Linked DNA regions of Homo sapiens: regions 2 and 3 are each linked to region 1. A link is a contact called in ENCODE Hi-C or POLR2A ChIA-PET data. All regions are on one chromosome and are shown on one strand. The core of a region is the stretch at or near the end of the contact, and the rest is flanking DNA. Distances in the headings are between cores, read along the strand shown.

What was found. A loop is a pair of places that touch in the nucleus more often than their neighbours do. ChIA-PET counts read pairs that join two places held with the same protein, here RNA polymerase II (POLR2A). Pooled maps may share reads with other maps.
Region 2: a map of naive thymus-derived CD4-positive, alpha-beta T cell shows a loop between it and region 1 (4-fold over the local background). The contact joins the promoter of ZNF165 here to the promoter of ABT1 in region 1. A Hi-C loop is called at or near these places in 1 of 168 maps with a recorded cell type or tissue (naive thymus-derived CD4-positive, alpha-beta T cell) and 12 of 50 pooled maps. POLR2A ChIA-PET finds 5 or more read pairs at or near these places in 1 of 52 experiments (activated T-cell).
Region 3: a map of naive thymus-derived CD4-positive, alpha-beta T cell shows a loop between it and region 1 (18-fold over the local background). The contact joins the enhancer-like site here to the promoter of ABT1 in region 1. A Hi-C loop is called at or near these places in 3 of 168 maps with a recorded cell type or tissue (breast epithelium, endothelial cell of umbilical vein and naive thymus-derived CD4-positive, alpha-beta T cell) and 8 of 50 pooled maps.

Annotation. Positions count from the first base shown.
Region 1 is chr6:26,593,862-26,598,878 of GRCh38, forward strand. It overlaps ABT1 (activator of basal transcription 1), which reads left to right and starts at 3,092. Exons shown (of 3, transcript NM_013375.4): 1 at 3,092-3,362; 2 at 4,053-4,249; 3 at 4,404-5,017. The coding sequence starts at 3,122. The coding sequence ends at 4,784. TRY-GTA6-1 (tRNA-Tyr (anticodon GTA) 6-1) reads left to right here and starts at 1,013; the gene lies at 1,013-1,101. RefSeq lists a silencer at 1-14 and enhancers at 1,974-2,123, 2,224-2,383, 2,941-3,380.
Region 2 is chr6:28,078,315-28,083,331 of GRCh38, forward strand. ZNF165 (zinc finger protein 165) reads left to right here and starts at 2,254. Exons shown (of 4, transcript NM_001376491.1): 1 at 2,254-2,656. RefSeq lists enhancers at 1,710-1,779, 2,580-2,699.
Region 3 is chr6:27,736,081-27,741,097 of GRCh38, forward strand. It overlaps the pseudogene GPR89P. Among named protein-coding and RNA genes, the nearest start is that of TRT-AGT4-1, 12 kb to the left of the region's middle. RefSeq lists enhancers at 1,494-2,693, 2,157-2,276, 2,287-2,626. Within about 2 kb of position 2,396, at least 8 of the 41 ENCODE cell types and tissues checked have a DNase peak (open chromatin) inside an H3K27ac peak, as active enhancers do.

The DNA of each region.
Region 1 (5,017 bases), core at 1,842-4,341:
GTCTCTACTAAAAATACAACAATTAGCCGGGCGTGGTGGCGGGCATCTGTAATTCCAGCTACTCCGGGAGGCTGAGGCAGGAGAATTGCTTGAACCCGGAAGGCGGAGGTTGCAGTGAGCCGAGATTGCGCCATTGCACTCCAGCCTGGGCGACAGAGCCAGACTCCAACTCAAAAACAAACAAACAAACACCTTTGTCTTCCTTTACCTCCCTGAATATACATAGTTTCCTATGGCACTCGTATTTTCATTGCAATGCTCTATTCCCAAATAAACATCATTTTCTTTCAGAGAGCTTCTCTTTGTTATTTAGGTTGACACCTGTAAATAGAATGCTATATTTCTTTTTTAAATTGTAGGGGGAGAGAGAAGTGTTGTGTTTCATTTACTTGTCCCATTACAATTGTGCAATATCATATGAGCCGCTCAATTCCTAAACATATGTACACACACAACGCACTTCTGTTTTGTGTCTCGAACACAAATTACAAATTATACAAATTGTGTAATTTTCCTTGCCCTTCAGAAAGGAGAATCTCAATGTTTCCGAAATGAACTGGGCAGTAACTTCGCTTCAAGGCGGTAGGTCCCCCCTCTTCAACCCAGTTGTCTAAAATAACCTTGTCTTTATTATTTACTTCCTATAGAGAGAGGAGGTGCTAAGCGGACAGGACAGCTGGACAACACGCGCAATAAGGGCAATGGTCCTATCTATTCTAAGGGAGGAGGACATGGAATATTGGTGTGGTTTTGTTTATTTTTTATTTTTTTGGACCTATGTGAAACATTTTTACAGTAAAACCCACAAATTTTAAATGTTCAAGAGAATTGTTCATATACTTGTATAGTCAGTATCCCTACTCAGATAAGAACATTTTAGAACATTTTGGAACATTTCTAATATCCTAGAAAATTTCCTCACGTTTCCCTATATTTTCAAAATGAACAAGAATACAGGATAGTCAAAAGCAATAGGTAAATCCTAAAGAATCCAAAACGAGGGTAATGACATCCTTCGATAGCTCAGCTGGTAGAGCGGAGGACTGTAGGGGTTTGAATGTGGTCATCCTTAGGTCGCTGGTTCGAATCCGGCTCGGAGGAGTTCCATTTTTAAAAGTGTCTCTTCTGGGCCTGAAATAAGGAAACTTGGAGAACGCATGTGCAGCTTGCTTATTCAGGAATTTGTAAGACGCTCAGAGAAGGAAAATAATCCACCCTGAAAATTGCTAACAAGGGTTGCTTCACAGACAGTTGAGTGGGACTCGATTTTCACCAAGTTGAGAAGGGATCATGAGGAATGTGGGGAACGGGAAGAACACGCTGCCCCAAGGCTTCATTTTTTTTTTTTTGTCGGTTTCACGGTCCTTTAGCACCCCCTGTTATATTGATACTTGGTGTGAATAAACATTTTATTAATGATAATTTCAAATATATACAAAGTAGAGAAAATAGCTAATAGCTACCATTAGCCACCACACTGGCACAACTTACCGACACTCTTGCATCCATCATGCCCCTCCCCTAGCTCCAGATCTTTTAAAGCCACCCCAACACGTGTTCTCATTTCATTAACTGTACTGTGTTTTGAAGATGTCAGTGTTTATAATTAAATAGCAGTAGACGGAGTTTATCGCTCTCATCGTACCCCGCTCCTCTTCAAAAAAGGAGCAGTGGACACCTACCTGACAGAAAGTTCTCTTCAATAAAGTTAATGAAACAGGCGTGTTTGAATTCGAGAAGTCTATTATTAGACTTTTAGACACTCCATGAAAGAGTGCAGGGCCCTGTTACTTTAGAAATATACTTGGGGACTGGCAAAAACTGTCATCTCTGATTTTAATAGTGGACACATTTACTCCCTGCTTCCATTCTCTGGGCTACTCTGCGCTCTTGGAGCGAGATGGGAAATTTTGTCAGGCCGCAGCAAGGACGGATTTATGTTGATAGTCATCAAACTCGCCCCGGGCTGCTTCCAGAAAGCTAACCGGATTACTTGTACGCGGTTCCCAGCACTGTCCTTTGCAGTCAGCTTGTCGCTGGCGCCGATGGGAAGAACTGAAACGCCTCAAGGGTGGGGACGGCGCCCCCTGCTGGTCGCGCCCTCGGGCGACGATAAGAGACTGAGGACCCGAGCCCGCGCGGGGAAAACTGCCCTGAGCTTGGCTTAGGGATGGTCCGCAGGCCGCCTGGTGGGAGCAGGACCGCCGTGGCCCGGTCCGTTCTGCGGTTGCGTAGGTCATAGAAGGAAAAGTGGTTTGTGATCTGATAGGGAATCTGAGGACAGACCCAGGGAGAGCAGAAATAAGCGCGCCGCCGGGGGGTCGCCAGAATTGGAGGCTTGTGCGCCTCTGACAAGTATTTGCAACATAAGTATGCATATGGATAATGTATCAATACACACGTGTAATAGATGCCAAACAAATTCTTCAAATAATTGTCACACATTTAAATTTTCAGACATTCACAAAATCAAATGTAAAATATTAAACTGAAAGTTCACAACTTAAATTTTCAAAAATTAAATCTAATTAAATTTCCAAAGTTGAACTGTTTTCAAAATTAAATTTTAAAATATTCAAAATTCCGAGGTAAATTTCCAGAAATAGTTAAAACCTCAAAACTCAAAATTTTTAAATGAAATTTATAAACTTTAAAAGGTGAGTCATTCCTCAGCTGGAATCGCACCCGGGGCCCTTGAATAAAATGCTATTTTGATCGCTAGAACACATAGAAACTTCTCTAAAATTGTTCTGCAAAATTCCCTAAAAAGCCGGCATCAACCCGCCTTTTAGCGTCTCGACAAGGCGTTCTATAGGGTAGGTTATATTTGGGGATCTGCCTTTTCTGGTTCTGCCTGTCCTGAGTTGGAGATCTGACCGGGAATCTGAGCCTAACCCAAGTTTCCCATCCCGCTTCCACGCTCTGAATCAGGCTTCCGACCTGACACACCACTTCCTCCCTCTCCCCTCGGCCTTCCCCTGGACCCGACTGTATTGCCCAATCATTTCCTTTCATTTGTCATCACCACCTTGGACCCGCCCCCTCGTCTCAGGCCGTCGCACGCGTTTTGCGTCAGTTGGCAAGGCACTTTACGGCCGTCGTGCCGCTCGTGTCAGTCAACATGGAGGCAGAGGAATCGGAGAAGGCCGCAACGGAGCAAGAGCCGCTGGAAGGGACAGAACAGACACTAGATGCGGAGGAGGAGCAGGAGGAATCCGAAGAAGCGGCCTGTGGCAGCAAGAAACGGGTAGTGCCAGGTATTGTGTACCTGGGCCATATCCCGCCGCGCTTCCGGCCCCTGCACGTCCGCAACCTTCTCAGCGCCTATGGCGAGGTCGGACGCGTCTTCTTTCAGGCTGAGGGTAAGTATGCAGGCCCTGACGGTGACAGGAGGAGGTTGTCGCTCGCTGGCGGGGTGCAAGCATGCATGTCCTGTTGCTTCGCTGCGCGAGGCTGAGGCACGAGTTGCTGGATTTTGGGGGTGGGGAGTGCGGTGCTTGGCTCCTGGCTGGTGAATCAGTCTGTGAGGATGCTGGGGTGGGCGGGCGGAGGGGATATGGGGAGAGTGGGTAGCGCAGTGTGTCTGGTGGTTCTTTAGTTCTCGGATTGTTACTATTTGTGTTCTTATCCCGGCTCTGTTCACCTCTCTTTCCGGACCTGTTTACTGGTTTGTTACATGAATACAACCTGAGTAAAAGTCTCGTCAGCTTTTCTACAAAACTGAACATAACTCTTTAGCATTGCTGCCTAGGTCAAGAAACTATTTGATCAACCGCCCCTCTTCTTTCCACCCTCAATTTTACATTGAGGCTGAGGACTTGTGCCGGTTTTAAGCAGCGTTCAGGGCTGGCCAGATTAAGGAGTGGACAATTAAGGAAAGAATTGAGTTAGCTAGAGGAAAGGGTGCGATTTACAGTTCCCTTCCTCCTGGGCAAAAACTCTTCAGGTGGGACTCCCACTGGCAGATGTGAAGAACGTTGCGGGCAGTGGGAGGTGCTTTTGAGTGAGTGCTGCATAGGCGTCCTGGACGGGTCTTTGTCTTTGGCGCGCAGACCGGTTCGTGAGACGCAAGAAGAAGGCAGCAGCAGCTGCCGGAGGAAAAAAGCGGTCCTACACCAAGGACTACACCGAGGGATGGGTGGAGTTCCGTGACAAGCGCATAGCCAAGCGCGTGGCGGCCAGTCTACACAACACGCCTATGGGTGCCCGCAGGCGCAGCCCCTTCCGTTATGATCTTTGGAACCTCAAGGTGAGAAGATAGATCTTTCTGCCACACCTCTCACCCTCCCTTCTCCCCAACTCTGGCCCAAGTATCCCCATGGCCTCTCATTGGCCTTGTCCCCTTGTCTCATCTTTCTCCCTAATCTGCACTATCCTGATCTTTTCTTCTTTTCTGCCCACAGTACTTGCACCGTTTCACCTGGTCCCACCTCAGCGAGCACCTCGCCTTTGAGCGCCAGGTGCGCAGGCAGCGCTTGAGAGCGGAGGTTGCTCAAGCCAAGCGTGAGACCGACTTCTATCTTCAAAGTGTGGAACGGGGACAACGCTTTCTTGCGGCCGATGGGGACCCTGCTCGCCCAGATGGCTCCTGGACATTTGCCCAGCGTCCTACTGAGCAGGAACTGAGGGCCCGTAAAGCAGCACGGCCAGGGGGACGTGAACGGGCTCGCCTGGCAACTGCCCAGGACAAGGCCCGCTCCAACAAAGGGCTCCTGGCCAGGATCTTTGGAGCCCCGCCACCCTCAGAGAGCATGGAGGGACCTTCCCTTGTCAGGGACTCCTGAGGGCCTGGGTGGCCCCTTCCATTTCCTGGCCCTGCTCTGCTTCCTGTCTACCTCATACTAGAATGATCGTGACTACCCGGGCAGACATTTTACTGTGTTTCTCAGACCAAGTGTCTACTGATGGCCCAAACATGGAGTTTTGTGGGCTTCCACTGTCCCCACTCCGAACTCCTGTATGTGCCTGGCTGAGTCACCTAATTCATACTGTCATACTAGCATAATTATGACTATTG
Region 2 (5,017 bases), core at 1,004-3,503, 1.5 Mb after region 1:
AGAAACTAGCTCTGGCCCTGAGCCAAATTCTTTAAACCCTTATATAAACTCCATACCCTGACCCCCTCACTGCAGACATATCTAGGTAGAATGTCCCTTTTCTCTCACCACCCATGGGGAGGATTCCTGCAACACTATGTAAGTTCCCTTAATAAATGCTTTGGACAGATCACCTTGGCACATAGTGCTCCTTTCTTTGGAATCCCAACCAGCCCCAACTAGGACGGTTTTGGGCACTCCCTTGTGTGAACTCCCCTGCCACCACTTTTGGGGGACAAAACAGTACATATCTAATAGAATCATCTTGTTAAAAAGCAAGGGAACAACAAATACAAAATTTGTGATAGTGTTTCCTCGGATGAGAGGTAGTATAGAGAGGGACTAGAAAAAGAGTAGTATTAAATCTAAGTTGTTGTCAATCTACAGTTCTTATAGACTAGGTAATGGATTAAAAAATGTTCACACTTTAAGGCCATGCATGGACCAATGACAGCCAGTGGTTTTAATTAATACCATTTTGAATATCTGAGTTCCACTGGGGTAAGGGGATGAATCAAACAAGGCCTCAGAAGAAAAGTTGTCTGGGAATGCAGGAAGGTTTTGCAGAGGAGATGAAGTTTCAGTTGCAACCCTGCTGCGTGGGCTTCAATTTCACCACCTGAGATTTAAATAGAGGCAGGAGTCACTCAGGCTAGAATGCAGTGGTGCAATCACAGCTCACTATTGCAGCCACCACCTCCTGGGCTCAGGCGATCCTCCCACCTCAGCCTCCCGAGTAGCTGGGAGTACAAGTGCATTCCACAACCCCCGACTAATTTTTTTTTTTTTTAATTTTTGTAGAGACGAGGTCCCAACTATGTTGCCCAGGCTGGTCTCGAACTCCTGAGTTCAATTAATCCTCCTGCCTTTGCCTCCCAAAGCGGGGAATTAGAAAAGTGAGCCAACACGCCCGGCCCACTAGTGTTAAAAAATAAAAACAAAAGCAATAATCTGACAGATAGAGCCAGGGAGGGCTATGAAGAGACACTTCTCAGGCTTGTATGCCTCATAAGAAAACTATCACATATGACTGCAAAACCCATCTTACACCAAAAATACCTCTGCAAGGACATCCGCCCAGCAACTGTTTGTCTAACCTCAGACTGGTGTCATCCTCGTTACCGATCTTTGTAGTCAAGAATAATGATTTCAAAACAATTAAATAATCCTCCCCATTCTTCCTTTAAAAACCTTTGTCTTCCTTTACCTCCCTGAATAGAAACATAGTTTACTCTGGCACGTCTATTCTTATTGCAATTTCCTATTCCCGAATAAACTTTTTTTTTTTTTTTTGAGATGGATCCTTGCTCTGTCGCCCAGGCTGGAGTGCAGTGGCGTGATCTCAGCTCACTGCAACCTTCACCTCCTGGGTTCAAGCGATTCTTCTGTCTTAGCCTCCCAAGTAGCTGGGACTACAGGCGCCCACCACCACACCCAGCTAATTTTTATATTTTTAGTACAGACGGGGTTTCACCATGTTGGCCAGGCTGGCCTTGAACTCCTTGTTAAATACAGTGAGTTCTAAATTTCTCTTCAAAGAATCAGTATGTCAGTATGTTCAATTCTTTGTTCTCCATTTTAAACTTTAACTTCCTCATTTTCCTCGTCTCCTTGCCTCTAGTTTCAGTAAACAACCTTTTCCACCAGTTCTAATCAGTAGTTCACATCTGTTCCCCTGGTGACCTGCTCCGTCCTGAGTCACCCCTGGTCACCTGCTCTGACCTGAGTCACCTTTAGTCACCTGTTCCGTAACCGTCCTTCCCACTGAAACTGCTCACCCTACCACTCCGGCTCATACCCCTGCTCTCTTTAAAATAGCCAATCGGAATTAACTTAGACTGTGCGGTCCAACCCTAGCCAGTAGGGGAACGACACAGCACTAGGGACTACCTGCGTCAGGGATAAGAACCCCTTCCCCTCCCTTGTTCAGGTGTGCTCTCGCCATTGCTCCATCCGTGAGACGCACCCTTCTATAGAAGTAAATTGCTTTGCTGAGAAAATGTGTGCTCGAGTGTGTATCTTTTTCTTCTTCTTCTTTTTCTGAGACTGAGTCTCACTCTGTCACCCAAGCTGGAGTGCAGTGGCGCGGTCTCGGCTCACTGCAAGCTCCGCCTCCCGGGTTCAAGCGATTCTCCTGCCTCAGCCTCCCGAGCACCTGGAACTACAGGCGCGTGCCACCACGCCCGGCAATTTTTTTTTTTTTTTTTTTTTTTGTATTTTTAGTAGACACAGGGTGTCACCGCGTAAACCAGGATAGTCTCGATCTCCTGACCTCGTGATCCGCCCGTCTCGGCCTCCCAAAGTGCTGGGACTGCAGGCGTGAGCCACCGCGCCCGGCCAACGTCATTTTCTTTTCAGGAGTCCCTTCTGTTATTTAGCAAGACACACTACTACAATGGAGAAAAAAGATGCCCCCTCCTTCAAGCCCTGAGATCTTCAGGACTTTGGCGAAAAGTCTGCGCCCGAAGAGACCCAGGAAGGATTCTTGGAATTGTAGTCCAAAGGCATCCCGCCTTCTGCGCAGACTCACAAGTCCCTGTGGACGGAATTCTTGAAGTGTAGCGCCGCTCAGTCCTTCCACCGGAAGTGTCCGATCGGAATCAGCCCTGTCCGAGAGGTGAGTCCGGGTTTGGGGATCCAGATGTCCAGCCCCGTGTCCCCCTCCAAACATCCAGTCCCTCTCATATTGCCTTTGAAATTAGCAGCCTCTGGGTGACCAGACCTTGGCCCTCAGAGGAATCCCGGAGAAAGGTAGAACCAGCTTCGGCGTTGGGAACGCAGGCGCGCTTACGCATTTAGTGAGGGTTTGGCGGTCTCCATAGTTACCGCCGCCGCGCGTGACGTCATAGTGGAGCGCTGAGGGCTTGGTGGCGTGGGGTGGGGGCTGTCCTACTGATCCTGAATTTGGGGTCACTGGTAAGAGGAGTTGCCCATTCCAGCCAGGTGGAACGGGGAGGGGTGCCACATGTCTCAGATCTGCCATTGTCTGCGAAAAGAAACTGCTGCGAGGACCATCCCCAATCCCCTGCTTCCCTTGGGAAGAGTAACCGCCGTTTTGTAGGACACTTGGGGACAACCCCGCTTGTCCTGAAATTTATTGACACGGTAAATAGTATTTCCTGTGTGCCGAGGATGCAGTTAAACCAACACTGACCCCCTGCCCTTGAGAAACACAAGGTACTATGGGAGCCTTTACCAGCATGCCCCTTGAAGTCTCTGTTCTGCTTTGTGGTCTCTACCGGATTTCCCCTGACTGTCTCCCTCTCCACCAACAAAACTCTCACCCGTCTTCCCCTCCCGCAACATGCCCACCAAGACATGTTCATCCATCAGGAGCCCTGCTCTTTAACCTCCAACTTTCTCATCATAATTAATTACTCGTTCCTCTCTGTTCTCCTAGCGTTTCTTCACACATCTGCTTACCCATTTTTGTAAGTCCTCCTAACACAATATTATAAGGCACTAGATGCTCAATCAATATTTATTAGTTTAAAGCTACCAGCTTTAGGGGGACTCGGTTTTAAATAGATGAGAAGTGATAAAACACCTGGAGATAGTACTGTCAGCTGAGATAACATGTCATAGAACCAGCTGCTCAGCATAATTGAAATTTCATTCGGATTATATGGGCCTACTTTACACCCATCTTACTATGGTAAATGAGATCATGCTCATTAAGCATTAGGACACTACTTGGTTAGCGCATCTAGGAAACATAACCAGAAATATCAAAGAAATGGCCCAGTAAAATATAAGGGATTGAGACTCTCTGGTTAATATACCATGGAACTAACCCCCCTTTTTTTTCTTTATCATTGATAAATTTTGTTCTTACTTATACTCAAATTGTTTGTTTTCCAAGGTTCAGTCTGAACCTAGTGATATTTATTTCATACTCTTGGAGAATTAATACTGTTACATATCTTCAACTACCCTTTTCATGAATCTTGTCTGCCAAGACAAGCTCGGTCATGGAGACCCTAACCCAGTGGCGCTAGAGGAATTAAAGACACACACAGAAATATAGAGTGTGGAGTGGGAAATGAGGGGTCTCACAGCCTTCAGAGCTGAGAGCCTTGAACAGAGATTTACCCACTTATTTATTGACAGCAAGCCAGTGATAAGATTTACTGAAAGTATTCCTTACGGGAAATAAAGGGATGGGCCGAAATAAAGGGATGGGCTCTGGCTAGTTATCTGCAGCATGAACATGTCCTTAAGGCACAGATCGCTCATGCTATTGTTTTCTGCCCTGGGTGGGCCAGGTGTTCCTTGCCCTCATTCCAGTAAACTGACAACCTTCCAGCGTGGGCGTCAAGGCCATCATGAGCATGTCACAGTGCTGCAGAGATTTTGTTCATGGCCAGTTTTGGGGCCAGTTTATGGCCAGATTTGGGGGCCTGTTCCCAACACTTGTCAAAATCTGTCTTCCCATTCCAAATTCTTTTCCATTATTGAAATATCATTGTTTCTGTTGGAAATATTTTTCCAAGTAGATGTCTTATTATCATCTTAAATACAGATCATCCAAAACAGAAGTCATCTGAAACTTTCCTAATTTTTCCTTTCAATCATAAATATGAAGCCTTAAGAACAATTAATAATGCATGATCCTTAACCTCATGGAACATCAATCAGTTGATAAAAAAACAGCCAAACAACTAAAAATAATACAAGGACTTATATATTCATATGTGTATGTGTTAGGAATTGTAAGAACTCAGACTAGAGTTGAGCAATTTCTTAACAGAGGCAGTAGAATTCTTAGTCACTCCAGCCATCACACCCTGCAAGTTGATCTCACCATCAGTCTGCTGCTCATTCCTACTTCCTCTACTCTGTTCCTTTCCTTTCTGAATCTTTCTCATCCTTTATTGTCCAATTTAAGCCCCATGTTAAATACAGTGAGTTCTAAATTTCTCTTCAAAGAATCAGTATGTCAGTATGTTCAGTTCTTTGTTCTCCACTTTAAAGTTTA
Region 3 (5,017 bases), core at 1,146-3,645, 1.1 Mb after region 1:
CTCTACTAAAATACAAAAAATTAGCTGGGTGTGGCGGCGTGTGCCTTTAGTCCCAGCTACTCGGGAGGCCGAGGCAGGAGAATTGCTTGAATCTGGGAGGTGGAGGTTGTAGTAAGCTGAGCTCACGCCACTACACTCCAGCCTGGTTGGTAGAGCAAGACTCCATCTCAAAAAACAAAAACAAAAACAAACCCAAAACATATTGCTAACTTTAGTTTGCTAGTAATTTGTGGATACATTTTTGTATCGTACTGCTTCAGTATCCTTACTAGTTATAGGTCTATTCACATTTTTTATTTCTTTTTAATTAAATTTTAATAGATTGTTTCTAGGAGCTTATCCACTTCATCTAGGTTATCCAATTTGCTGGCATACAATTCTTCACAATATTCTTTTATAATCCTTTTGATTTCTGTAAATTCGTAATGTTTCTTCTTTTCCTTCCTTCCTTCCTTTCTTTCCTTCTTTCCTTTTCTTCCTGTTTATTCTTTTCATTACAATCTCTGATTTTCATGACAGTCAATCTCAAGGGAAAGCTATGACCACCTCCATGTGAACCTGAAAATGGATATCCTATGTGTTTGGCCCAGCTACCATAGACATCTCTTGCCCCAGAGTTCCGGTGTATTTTTCCCTCTTAGTTTTTCGGTTCCTCTCCGCCATTGCACCAGCCTCAGGTCCACATAGGATGCTCTCTGCTGAGTATTGCCTTGAGTTACTGCTCTCTCTCATGTTCTAGCTGATGCTACTCGTGATCACAGTATCACCTGAGTAGGAAAGAGGATGCTAGAGGTAAAAAATGCTACCACAGCATTTTGTTTGTTTATAAAATGTTAGACCCTGGTCCCCTCCATTTTTTTCCCCTTTCATATCTAAATTTTGAGACCACTGGCCTCTAACAGTCTGTAGTAGCCCTAAGTTCAAGGTGTCATATGCTTCTCTGGTGCCTGTTAGTGAGCCAAATAGAGAAACACTATGCTAGAGAGACTGCTGACCAGGAAGATCACATCAAACCAATGGTAACAGAAATTGAACTGCAGTTCTCCAAGGACTTCGGTAATTATGGTGCATATTCTAGAGGCATACTCATTCAGATTAGAAGCGCAGAGGAGACAAAGTACATGCCCATTATCTGTGCTAATAGCAGGACATTGACACTGGAGGACTTACTGCTAGAGATGGCATAAAAGAACGTGGTATGAGCAATCCTCTGATGGATGTGGCGATGATTATTCCAACAAGAATGGAGGAAATGTGTTGGGACCAAAATTTCACATCACACTGGATTCCCAGATAATTCACAGTGATCTCAACGCCTCTTGTGACAGGATCCATTTTCCCAACTCGATCAAAAGCAATGTTGATGGTGCCATGAAAATTTTTCAAACACAGTAAATAGAGAAAAAGTAACCCAGAAAATTGAAATATTTCCTTTTGAAGGTTTTGGAGTATTCTGTTCTCTCCTTGGTAGCGTACAGATCAGCTGTTTTCAGAAAAAGCTGCCTGCTTAGTTCTTCCAAAGCATCCACTTCCTGTTGAGTAAGTGGTAATACTTTCTATCATTCCCCAGAATCCTGATGGTTTGTTATGCACCTCCCCTTTCTGGAACATCGTTCTCTGTGCCATTGCCATCCTTTTCTTTGTGGTTATGATCATATCCATGGTTTGGAGCAGTCGCTGTTCCAGGGCTAGAATATCTGTGTCAGTCACATTCCTGAGGAAATAAGACATCAAAGTGTATGTGCAGTAGACGGCACCAAATCCAGAAAGGAGGGCCATGAGAGTAACTCCAATCACACCAACCCAGCTGATGAGCTGTTCTATGGATAAGATCCCATGTTTTGGGCTGAGAATGGGAAAGGAATCTCCTAGTTTCCAGAAAAAACAGATAAAGGTCAACCACAAGAGACAGGAAAAAAGCAGTCGTTGTTTATGCACTAAGACAGAGGAGACAAAAGTAGTCGGATGTTGCTCACAATAAAATAGCCAGTTTAAAAACGCACCATGAAAACCAGAATCAGCAGAATTACACCTAGGTTCAATTTCCAGTAAAAATAACGACAGCTGCTACTCAATACTCCAAAGATTTCAAAGATGATGAGCTCAAACATAGTGCAAGAAAATGCAAACGTCACAGAGAAGATCACCTGTACAACATACTGACGCACCTCATAGTTCTTAAACAATTGGCACATGAAGAAAAGCCACCCAAATTAAAAAAAAATAGTATCTGGGAGGTAATCACGATGCTGGAATCAATCAGGAAGCCTATGGTGAAGTGTAGGGAGGGCTCCTGCCTCCATTTCCCACTTCCAAGGCCGCGGCACGCTGGGGCCACCGGCCTCTCACACAGGCGGCCTTCGCCCAGGTGCAGCCGTAGGGACTGCGGCTCGTCAGCCTGACGCCATCAAGCTGCGCCCCAGCCAGCCAGTCAATGGCTGTGTCCAGAGCTTCCCGCCTCGGGCTCAGCGTAGGTGGAGCGGACGCCTCCACTTTCATTTCTGATTTTAGTCTTCTGCGTCTCCTCTCTTGTTTATTTGTTTGTTTGTTTTTTGAGACAGAGTCTCACTCTATTGCCCAGACTTCGGTGGTGCCATTTCGGCTCACTGCAACCTCCGCCTCCTGGGTTCAGACGATTCTCCTGCCTCAGTCTCCTGAGTAGCTGGGATTACAGGCGCCGCCACAACGCTAGGCTAACTTTTGTATTTTTAGTAGAGACGGGGCTCTCGCCATGTTGGCCAGGCTGGTCTCGAACTCCTGACCTCAGGTGATCTGCCCACTTCGGCCTCCGAAAGTGCTACAGTTACAGGCATGAGCCACCGCGCCCGGCCCGCTCTTCTTTTTTCTTGGTTCATTTAGCTAAATGTTTGTCAATTTTGGTGAACTTTTCAAAGAACCAACTTTTGGTTTCATTGATTTTCTATATTGTTTCCAGCCTGTCCTTTCCGATGGCTTGCCTTTTCTGACAGCCTGCCCTATGGATTTAGCAATTACTAGCCAGGTTCACAGTTGCATAAGCCAATTCCTTAAAAAAAAATCAACCTCTCACATATAAATATTCATCTGGATGATTCTCCACAAACCGAATAAACCCCGCCTACCAGCATGCAGCTCAAGAGCACCCTAAGTTCCTTTCCAATCACTATGCGGAGGGAACCACTATTGCGACTCGCCCCACACCCACCGGCGAGAAGGCAGGGTCTTGCTTTGTAGTCCAGGCTGGAGGGCAGGGCGTAATCAGCTCACTTGAACTCCTGGGCTAAAGTGATCCTCCCTCCTCAGCATAAGCGACTAAAGGCTGGCTAATTTTTAAATTTTTTTTTGTAGAGACGGTGTCTTAATTATGTTGCCAGGGCTAGCTTCTAACTCCTGGCTCAAGTGATCCATCCGCTTCAACCAACTAAAGTGCTGGGATTGCAGGCGTGAGACACTGCGCACCGGATCACTGAAGCTGGACTGTATAGACATAGCTCCTTTTTTTTTTTTTTTTTTTTTTTTTTTTGAGACAGAGTTTCCCTCTTTGTTGCCCAGGTTGGAGTGCAGTGGCGCGATCACGGCTCACTGCTGCCTCCGCCTCCCGGGCTCAAGCGATTCTCCTGTCTCAGCCTCCGGAGTAGCTGGGATTACAGGCGCCTGCCACCACGCCCGGCTAATGTTTGTATTTGTAGCAGAGATGGGGTTTCACCATCTTGGCCAGGCTGGTCTTGAACTCCTGACTGCGTGATCCACCCGCCTCGGACTTCCAAAGTGCTGGGATTACAGGCGTGAGCCACCGCACCCGGCCTGAGACCTGGGAATTTTAGGAGAATCATTGGGTTGAACAAAAATTAGACACAGGCTGGGTGCGGTGGCTCATGCTGTAATCCCAGCACTTGGGAGGCTGAGGCAGGAGAATCGCTTGAACCCGGGAGGTGGAGGTTGCAGTGAGCCGAGATTGTGCCATTGCACTCCAGCCTAGGGGACAAGAGCCAGACTCCGTCTCAAAATAAAATAAAATAAAATAAAAAATAAAATAAAATAAAATAAAATAAGAAAATAAAAAAATAAAATAATATTCCCAGGTCTCACTTAATAGGCTGTCCAAAGCCAGTCTTGGACGCCATTAGGGAGACTCCTACCCTTTTTGCCTTACCTTTCTTTCACGTCAAAGTAATTCTGTGAATCATTGTTCTCTCGCTTTTCAAGTGGAGTCTCCTTCCTAGTTGGAGAATAGTAGCTCCTTGTCACTACTGCAGACACCCTTAGGGAGGACACCTGTGGTTTCCTGCCTTGCTTATTAGATGTCTACAATTTTTTCTTGGATTATTTTTTGAATAAATAACTTGGCTTCATTCACCATTCCAGATACTATTATTGCCACTTTACTATATGCTTACAGTATGTGTTAAATTATTTAATTTTATTAATTGAAAACAGTTTTTTGAGACAAGGTCTCGCTAGGTTACCCAGGCTGGTCTCGAACTCCTAGGCTCAAGCTACACTCCTATCTCAGACTCCCAAGTAGCTAGAATTATAGGTACATGCCACCCTGCCTGGCTTAATTTTTATGATAAGTAACACATTCACTTGGTTCAAACATCTTGAGTACAGAAAAAAAAATGCAGCTAATATCACCTTCCTCTTTCTCATCCACCCAGTTCCCAGCTTTTTAATTTAATTAATTTATTTTTCTTACGTGCTATCATGTCAAAGTACAGTTCCTAGCATTTTAAACAGGCTACCATTGTCATGAATTTCCTGCTATCTTTCCAGAGATTTTTAAAAGTGCAAATACAGTCTAATACAAATACATATTCTCTTCCACCCTGGCCCAGTCTGTATATTTAAAAGAGCATAAGGAGGCCGGGCGCGGTGGCTCACGCCTGTAATCCCAGCACTTTGGGAGGCCGAGGCGGGCAGATCACAAGGTCAGGAGATTGAGACCATCCTGGCTAACACTGTGAAACCCCGTCTCTACTAAAAAATACAAAAAATTAGCCGGGCGTGGTGGCGGGCGCCTGTAGTCCCAGCTACTCAG